2 separate regions of the Mus musculus genome follow, and region 1 is linked to region 2. The links are chromatin contacts, found by POLR2A ChIA-PET in ENCODE. All regions are on one chromosome and are shown on one strand. The core of a region is the stretch at or near the end of the contact, and the rest is flanking DNA. Distances in the headings are between cores, read along the strand shown.

What was found. ChIA-PET counts read pairs that join two places held with the same protein, here RNA polymerase II (POLR2A).
Region 1: POLR2A ChIA-PET joins it to region 2 with 10 read pairs in embryonic stem cell. The contact joins the promoter of Snx3 here to the promoter of Foxo3 in region 2. POLR2A ChIA-PET finds 5 or more read pairs at or near these places in 3 of 5 experiments (Patski and embryonic stem cell).

What each region holds. Positions count from the first base shown.
Region 1 is chr10:42,499,825-42,504,193 of GRCm38, reverse strand. It overlaps Snx3 (sorting nexin 3), which reads right to left and starts at 2,140. Exons shown (of 4, transcript NM_017472.4): 1 at 1,702-2,140. The coding sequence starts at 1,863.
Region 2 is chr10:42,275,171-42,279,848 of GRCm38, reverse strand. It overlaps Foxo3 (forkhead box O3), which reads left to right and starts at 3,154. Exons shown (of 4, transcript NM_001376967.1): 1 at 3,154-3,323; 2 at 4,304-4,678. The coding sequence starts at 4,416.

The DNA of each region.
Region 1 (4,369 bases), core at 891-3,390, 230 kb before region 2:
TATGTGGGTGCAGGGAACTGAACTCAAATCCAAATCAATTAAGTGTTCTTGAGCACTGAGCTGTCACCCTAGCACCGAAAATTATCCCCCTTTAAAACAGGCTTGGGTAAGAATTTATTTCCCTAGGTCCACGGAAGCCTGAATTTTGCAATCTTCAGAAAACAAGATACTAATTTGGCTCATGTTTTACACATCTATACAGTTCAATGAGTAGCCTGAAAAACCAGGCCATTTAAGCTTAATATCTCAAAAGTTTGATGATCCAAAGACAGAGAGACACACAACTTTTAATTCCAGCAGTTGGGGCCAGCCTGGTCTACATAGTAAATTCAAGGCCAGTCAGGAGCCTACATATGAGATTCTATCTCATAGGGGAAAAAAGTTTGATTAGTTCAACCATTCTTTAAAAGTGTGTAAGTTTCACAAGCTAAATATATACAGCACTCCTGGGCCGTACAACTTAAAAATGACTAGGATGGCAAATTCTGTTTACCACACAAAAAGTGCTTACTTTAATAAGAAATTCCTTCACATAAAAGCTAATGTTAAGCTGGGCGTGGTGGCGCATGCCTTTAATCCCAGCACTCGGGAGGCAGAGGCAGGCGGATTTCTGAGTTCGAGGCCAGCCTGGTCTACAGAGTGAGTTCCAGGACAGCCAGGGCTATACAGAGAAACCCTGTCTCGAAAAAAAAAAAAAAAGGCTAATGTTAACAATGATCATGAGTCCTCTAAGGCCAAAATTCTCATGGTTACTATTTAATATTTAATTTTTAGCAATGAATTAATTTAATAAGTTTTTTTTTCAAATGTGGAAAAACCCTTCCATCCTGCTCTACAGAGTAAAAAAAGCAGTACTTTCATTTAGTGTCCCTCGAATCATCTAAATTACTTACTGCCAAAACCCCATTAGTTATGGGATTCTAAGAGTACGTTTCTACTTCACCCTATTCCTTTTTTCAGTTGAAGTGAAAAAGCTAAAGCCAGACACTTAGATGAGTAGGGTTCCCTAGTCCCGGGCAGTTGCTTTTTTGGACACTGAGGAAGATGACATTCCACACACCTAGGCCTTCAGCAGGACAGCCAAGCATGCTAAGGTCAACCATTTCTCATCGCTGCTAACCGCTTGGTTGAGCCCTACCACAAAAATCTGACGCGCTCCCGTGAACTCGCCATCAAGTTCTGCTCACAGACGTGTACGGCCCAGGATACTCTTACTGTAGCTTGAGACAGGCCTGGAAAGAGCAGCTAAGCTTGGCTTCACTACGTCTTGGTAAGCGTCCAGGAAAAAAAAAAAAAAGAGACAGGGAGGGAGAGAGGGCTTCAACTTTGCGCACACACGCCCCCCTCCCCCTTTCTTCCTCAGTCACACCTAGCTCTCTTTTCGGAGAACAGTGTTCTCGAAAGATCTACCTCTTCAACTCAAATGTCAAGCCCAGATCAGCTGCCTGAGATCTCGGCTAGCAGAGCTCAACCCACGCCCTCGTCTTCCAGCACCTTCTACCGGAGCCAGCGAGCTGGTCCCCATACAAACTGTCCACGGAGAGCGAGCGAAACCCTGGCTCACGCCTCCGCCCGCAGACAAGCTGCCTCGCAGGGGCGTCTGGCCTGGGCGGCCGCTGAGACCTCAAGGCCCCGCGCCGGGGTCCGGCGGGACTTGGCGGCCCCGGAGCGAGGGATGCGGGAGAGGGGCGGACGCCTCACCTTGACCCTGATCTCGTAGGTGGTGAAGCGGCCCCGGCCGACCCCCACGGTCTGCGGGTTGCTCACGTCGATCTCGAGGAAGTTGCTGGGCGGCCCGTAGGCGTCATTCAGATTCTGCGGCTTGGTGATGAGCCGCCGGGTGTCCGCTACCGTCTCCGCCATTTCGCTGTCGCCGCGGCAGCCGCGGGCTTCTCTCCACCGCCTTCCGCCAACGCCACCGCCGCCCGCCGCGGGGACTCCCGGCTCGCGCGCAGCGAACGGAGACGAACGAGCACGTAGGACGGGTGGGCGTTCGTTCCGCGCGAAGCTCCGCCCCAGGCTGCTCGGGCTTCCGCCCTCTGCCCAGGGAGAAACAGCTGACTGGCCTGAACGCCGCGCCCGGTTCGCAGGCCCCGCGGCGGCCCCGAGGGACACTGCGGGGTGGGGCTGAGGCGCGGCGGCGTCACGGGACTGTGGGCGCCAAGGATATGGGGAGACTACAATAACCACAATGCCTCGGGCGAGCGCGCCGCCGCCGAGTGACGCGCAGGCGTAGTAGGGGAGCTCTGGGGAGGAGGTGTGGGTTTCCGGCTTTTCTGACCCAGCTTCTCTGCGGGGAGGGACTCCGGAAACGATTTTAGCTGTTCTGGCGCAGTGAAGGCAGTCGTTGGGACGGCAGGGAGGAGACAAAACTGCCTATGCTGTAAGACAGCCAATCCAGTGCATCACTGTGATCCCTGGAAATTCATTTCTAGAAACCTTTAATAAACGTCTCAAATGAATCAGTACACATCTGTAATCCTGACCTTTGGCAAATGGAGAGCGGAGAATCAGGAGCTCGAGGCCAGCCTGGGCTACATGAGACCTTATCTTTAAAAACCAAGGGAGAGCCGGGCGGTGGTGGCGCAGGCCTTTAATCCCAGCACTTGGGAGGCAGAGGCAGGCGGGTTTCTGAGTTCGAGGCCAGCCTGGTCTACAAAGTGAGTTCCAGGACAGCCAGGGCTATACAGAGAAACCCTGTCTTGAAAAAAACACAAAACAAAACCAAAACAAAACAAAAGGCTTTTTAGCCAGGCGTGGTGGAGGCAGAGGCAGGCGGGATTTCTGAGTTCTAGGCCACTGGTCTACAGAGTGAGTTGACAGCCAGGGCTACACAGTAGCCCTCAAAAAACAAACAAAAAATGATGATGTAACTCAGTTGGTAGATTGATTGCCTAGGATTCATAAAGTCCTGGGTCCAGTCCCCAAGAAGGACATTAATCCCGGCATAATGTAATGCCAGCACTCAGAAGGCTGAGACTCAGAAGTTTCAAGGTCACCCTGTTCTACACTGATAGATTCGAAGCAGTAAATAAGGGAGTGGAATTTTTTAAACCTGATAAGCTCAAACTAAGGTCAAACAGTGCCTAAAGACTGGTCTGGCCCCTGAAATAAGAAAGCAAAATAAGAAAGACAAGATGAAGGCCGGGAACCCTGTCTGGGTAAGCGGCCACTCTTGTTTCCCACAAATCCTGGTAAATGTGTTTTGTTTTTAAGCGGTAAATCTCAAATTGTACTTGGAATGCTACTTAGAGAAGCCTTTATACAAAATGGAAAAAAGGACCAGGGAAAGACTCAGGAAGCTGAAGGGAGACAGGAAGATAGGGGAGTGCCAAGAACCAGGATACCAGGAGCTAGTGCATCCGGTTGTCAACCCAATACCTGAACAAAGCCATTACGTGGCCTAGGCAGCGTCACGTGACCTTAGAGTCCCTTCAAGTCAGCCTACAAAAACAGCAGTGTAGCACAACCATAAAGCTAGCAAGTTCCAAAGTTAGTTTATTTCCAGAGTACAGGAGAATACAGATCTGAAAAGAGTTGGAGATACGGGCTACTGATTAACAGTGCTTGTCGTGCAAGTACGAGGACCTGAGTTTGGACCCCCAAATTCATGCAACAACAAGACTTGCAGTACCAGTAACTACAACACTGTGGGGGTGAGGTGGGGTGGGGTGGGGTGGGGTGAGGAGATAGGGGAGTCACTCAGGTTTTGAAAACTCTTAGCCTGGGTTGGGGTGGGGTGAGTTGGGGTAGAGAACTACAAAACAAGGAGCTCCAGGCTCAGAGAGACTTGATACTTCAGAGAAACAACTAAGAGTAATGAAAGAGTACATGGATGCTGGCTTACACACAACATGCTTGAGTGCCCTCCCACACACACACACATACACACATAGACACATACACACACATATACATACATAGACACACACATTCACACACACATACACACATACAGACATAGACACACACATACACACACAGACATAGACACACACATACACACACAGACATAGACACACACATACACACACAGACATAGACAGACACACATATATAGACACACACATATACACACATACACACGTAGACACACATAGACACATACATAGACACAGACACACATACATAAACACACACATATACACACATGCACACACATAGACACACACCTACACACACCATGCTTGCTACACACACATAGACACACATAGACACACCATAGTGCACATACATACAGGGGAGAGAGAATAATCTAGAATTAAAGAGAATACAGTGGCTAAGTGAAAGTAACAGTAATTTTGTATTGTCTAGACAAATGCCTAGTTATAATGGCAACAGAAAAAGTTTTAAAGAAACAAACAGAGAA
Region 2 (4,678 bases), core at 1,905-4,404:
TGCCTACAGGGAGCACTGTGCTAAGTTTACCACAGTGGTTCCTAAGGAGGCTGAGCCTGTACCCCTTCCTAGCCCCGTTGCAGCTTTTATTCACCTTACTCAAGTTAAAGTTTTAAAATATTGTTCCTTTAGTACCTGGATTACATAAAAATGGATAATCACCACCTTAAATCATTCAAAGGAAAAAAAATACATATAAAACGTTGTCAGTAAGAGGTGGGGGAAGTTTTGATGATTTTTTTTTTTAAACTTTAGCTGGACATGGTGCCACATATCTGTCATCTCCACTCAGGAGGTAAGGTCAGAAATTCAAGGCTGACTTTAGTTACATAGTTCAAGGGCAGCCTAGATTACATGAGACCCACCCAGTCTTAACAATAAAAAAAGAAGTCTACCTTAAAGATAATGCAGGCATTCGACTGGGCCAACACCCACTATCTGTCCCTACCTTCAGGGTCAGAATGCTCTCAGTGAATCCACAAACTCTTCTAAAGTCCCAAATTTCTGCATGCTCTTAGGATACACTGTACTCAAATGGGACGAACTGCTTAGACTTACAGATATATGGATTTCTTTCATAGCACACACACACTCGTATACATATATAGATGTATATATATACACATATATGTATACATATATATGTACACACATATATTTATATATACACACGTGTATCTAGACATATATATGTATACACGCATATATGTATATGGTATATATATATGTACATATATACATATATATATATATATTTGGTGTTTTAAAAACAGTGAGTGAAGTCTTTGGCGTTTGCGTTGCACATTGCAAAGTATCAGTGAGCTGGCCTTCTGGATCTGGGCACAGAGCCTAACACCAGATTCCAGGTAATAAACCCTAACCTCTCTGCACAAATCCCCACTCATTTGAGGCACAGGCAATCGAAGCTGAATTTGTGACCCCACATCACCATCTATATTGCCAGGCTGTAAATCAAAATCAAGTTCTGGGCTTATTTAGTGGATCAGACTGGAAAGGACAGAGGCGGGTCCTAAGGTAGCATAGCAACCCTAAAAGGCAGAATTCCTTTCTTCAGCTCCACTTTCCGAAGACAAGCCGAGGTGATGGAAATATATTTATTCGTAAATGGGCCGAGCCATGCAGCCCGAAAACCTGCACCAAAGGACTGGGGATATTTGTAGCAAGGTCACAGACCACGCAGGGTGTTAAGTGTCCACCTTGTGGTCCAGGTGTGTGCACCGGTGTGTATCTAAAGCAGTTGCTTTGTTCTGGTGAAGGCAGGAGCCCCAAGAGCACGCAAAGGAGGCAGCGTTTCTCGGTCTGCGCCCTTGGTCTCTGCAGCTGCTTGGGCAGCGCGAGAATCTCGCCGTCCAGATGCGTGGTCCGGACTTCTGGGCTATGCGGGAAGCGGGTTACGGGCCAGCCTGGCTTCCTTGCAAACAGCGCCCGGGGAGGCCGCGGCAGCGCGGGCCTCGCCGCGTCCCTCCGCCGACGCGGGCGGCCCCACGCGCCAGCCGTTCAGCCAGCCCCACATTCCATCTCAAAAATAACACACACGTGTGCTGGTAAACAAGCGCGCCAGCCGCCGGGGCTGCGCGTCCCGGGCGAGCCCGTGCAACGCGCCCCCTCCTCCCGCACGTGCCGCCGGGCTCCGCCCACGGGCTTTGCGCAACCAGGCTCCGCCCCTCCCGTCTCGCCAGGGCCCTGGGGTCCTAGAGCCCGCCGTGCTAGCAAGCTGGCCTCGCCGAGGTTCTCAAAGTTTCTCGCCCTGATAGAGCGTGCGGCTCAGATCCGCTCCCTACCTCCTTTCCCTCCTCCCTGCACAGTCCTCCTCTAGTCCTCCCGCTGTCTGCGCGGCGAAGGCTGCCACTCAGCGCGCCTTCGCTCTCCCTCCCCTCTGTCCTTGCAATTTTACTCGATTGTTTATTATTTGCTGGGGGCGGGGGCGAAGAGGAGCGAGAGGCGTCTGGAGCCCAGAGACTGGCGGCGGCGGCCAGTCAGCGCTCGGCGTGGCTTGACGAGGAAGCCGCGCAGCGAATGGCGATGCGGCGCAGGGCTCCGGGGTCACGCGCGTGTAGAGACAATGACATCATCTGTTTGTACGCGTCGAACTAGCTTGGTGCAGGGGCGGGGGCCTCACGTCACTTGAGTGACGGATCACGCGTAAAGCCTGGAGGCCGGAGTTCCGGGGTGGGCGGCCTCTGCAGGCTCTTTTAGGCTGGCTCTTTTGGGGTATTGGGTTGTTGCGGAGCCCAGACTTTAGCTGCAGAGACCGAGAGGGTTTTGTTTGGAAAGATACGTATGAACCAGAATGCATGGTAGACTTTTGGTATGCATGTCGCGTGTGGCGCAGAAAAGCACACAGTACGGCCGGGAGGCACGGATCGTGGGATAAGGGATTGTGAAGGTGCGATCTGAAGTCTATAGACTTAGAAAAGTCAAGCACGTAATCAGCTGCTTTAGCATAAGAAAACTGTTGCCCGCTTCCAGTTAGCTATCTTCTGCTCCTGCGTTCAGGACTGGGGCGCACTGCACTTTTCTTCCTGAGTTGCACTTTTCCCACTTAGCCTTAAAATCCGTGAAAAGCGAAGCACGACTGTCGCCGGGTGTCCCAGGTGAGGGTCCAGTGACACACCTTTCGGCGCGATCTTCGCCGGCCAGTGTTTCCACGCCCAGGTAACCCTTGTCACCTGCGGCTGCCGGCTTAACCCGGGTGTTCCCTGGTGTCAGGTTCTAATAAGGAACCCGATACTGGGGCGGGCTCCGACCCCACGCACCCACGGGCAGGCCACGGGCCCACGAGCCAAACGCAGGGCCCAAGGCTGAGAGCGCGGGGCGGCGCGCAGTGGTGTGTTGTCTGACCTGGCCTCCCGTCCCGGGCCAGCGTGGCCGCTGAGGTCCCCAGGAGAGCGCGGGACCCCAACCGGGAGGGCTGCGGAGCCGGCCGAGTCCCGACCCGCGCGCGCCCGCCCCCATTCCCGCAGCCCCGCGCAGGCGCGAGGGCGCACACACGCGCACTCCCACACGCACGCACAGCAGCCCTCCCGGCCCCCGCCCCAGCCCTCCCCCTGGGCGGGGACCCGCCCCGCCGTCATCCTAGGTTGAGGCTCCCTGTGAGTGGCTATAACTTTGTGCTGCTGCCGCGGCCGCCCTGCTCGTGGAAGGGAGGAGGAGGAATGTGGAAGGCGGCGGCGCAGCACAGGCTGACAGGCGGTTCCTCCGGCGGGCTGCGGCGGCGGCCCGAGAGTCCCCTCGTCGCGGTGCCCTGGGCTCGCGCGGAATCGTACGCCCTCCCGCCTCGTTCCTGAAGGGAAGGAGCCGAGGTAGGCGCCGGAGCTTTGCAACGGGGCGGCCGCCTTTCCAGTGACTCCGGATCTGTTTCCGAGCTGGGCCAGGCGCTTCCCTTTCCCTCCCCGTGACTCGGTGTGCTCCCCCCCTTCTCTCCCGCTAGTGTCTTTAAAGGACTTGAGGGAAGGGGGAACTGTCAAGATGGCAGCAGCGGGAGCAAGGAGGTGATGAACGGTGCTGGTCCGGGTTTTCATGCAGTCCGAGAGATTTGGCGCTTCCCGACCTGTTGGAAGATTTATGTTCCCACTTGCTTCCTCCTTCCCGTTTCTGACCTGGAAGGGGGCGGAGGGCCCCACGTCCCCAAGAAAATACATCTCAGATCTTCTTAGTCCTGCGGGGTCGGCCCTCTCTCTCTCTCTCTCTTGTTGGAAGTGATCTTGGCAGGTCTGCACCCAGACCCCCACGCTCTCCCTGCTGGTCCGCGGGCGGAGAGGAAAAGACGGGAGTTGCCCGCGCCAGCCCTAGGGGGCCTCTCGCCTGGGAGGGGTGGGGGGGATCGCAGGGCTGGGGAGCGGGAGAAGAGCCCAGGACTCTGCTGACTTGCCCTGCGCCTCCGCGGGAGGCACTTGAGCGAGCCAGAGCCAAACATAAACAAACGCACGCACGCACGCTCGCCCTCCGACCACTGCGGAGCTGTTGGGGTCCGGAGGCCGCCCACACTTAATGGCGCGGCCACCCCTCCCCCGGGACGCCCCTCCCCCCTCCGCCCCGCCATCTAGTCCGGGAGAGACCTGCGGTTCTGGCGACGGCAGCGGGGGAGGGGGCTGCCCCGCGCGGGGCCGTCGATTCGCTCGCGTCTCCCGGGCGGCCAGGCCAGGGGGCGGCGTCTGCTGCGCCAGGTTCGCGGGACGCACGTCCCCAGGTCTATCCGTTCTAGGTGGCGGCCGCGGGCGAGGAGTCTCCGCGGACTAGGCTCCAACACAGGATAACCAACTCTCTCTTCGCGCTTCCCTAGGTAGCTGGAGCTCGAACCTTCGCGGTGCCCCGTTCCTCCCCCGCCGCACCCAGCCTGGGCTCGAGAGGAGAGAGCAAGAGCCCAAGCCGCGGGCGGCGGGCAGGCGGCGAAGATGGCAGAGGCACCAGCCTCCCCGGTCCCGCTCTCTCCGCTCGAAGTGGAGCTGGACCCAGAGTTCGAGCCACAGAGTCGGCCACGCTCCTGTACGTGGCCCCTGCAGAGGCCGGAGCTGCAGGCGAGCCCGGCCAAGCCCTCGGGGGAGACGGCCGCAGACTCCATGATCCCCGAGGAGGACGACGATGAAGACGACGAGGACGGCGGCGGCCGAGCCAGCTCGGCCATGGTGATCGGTGGCGGCGTGAGCAGCACGCTGGG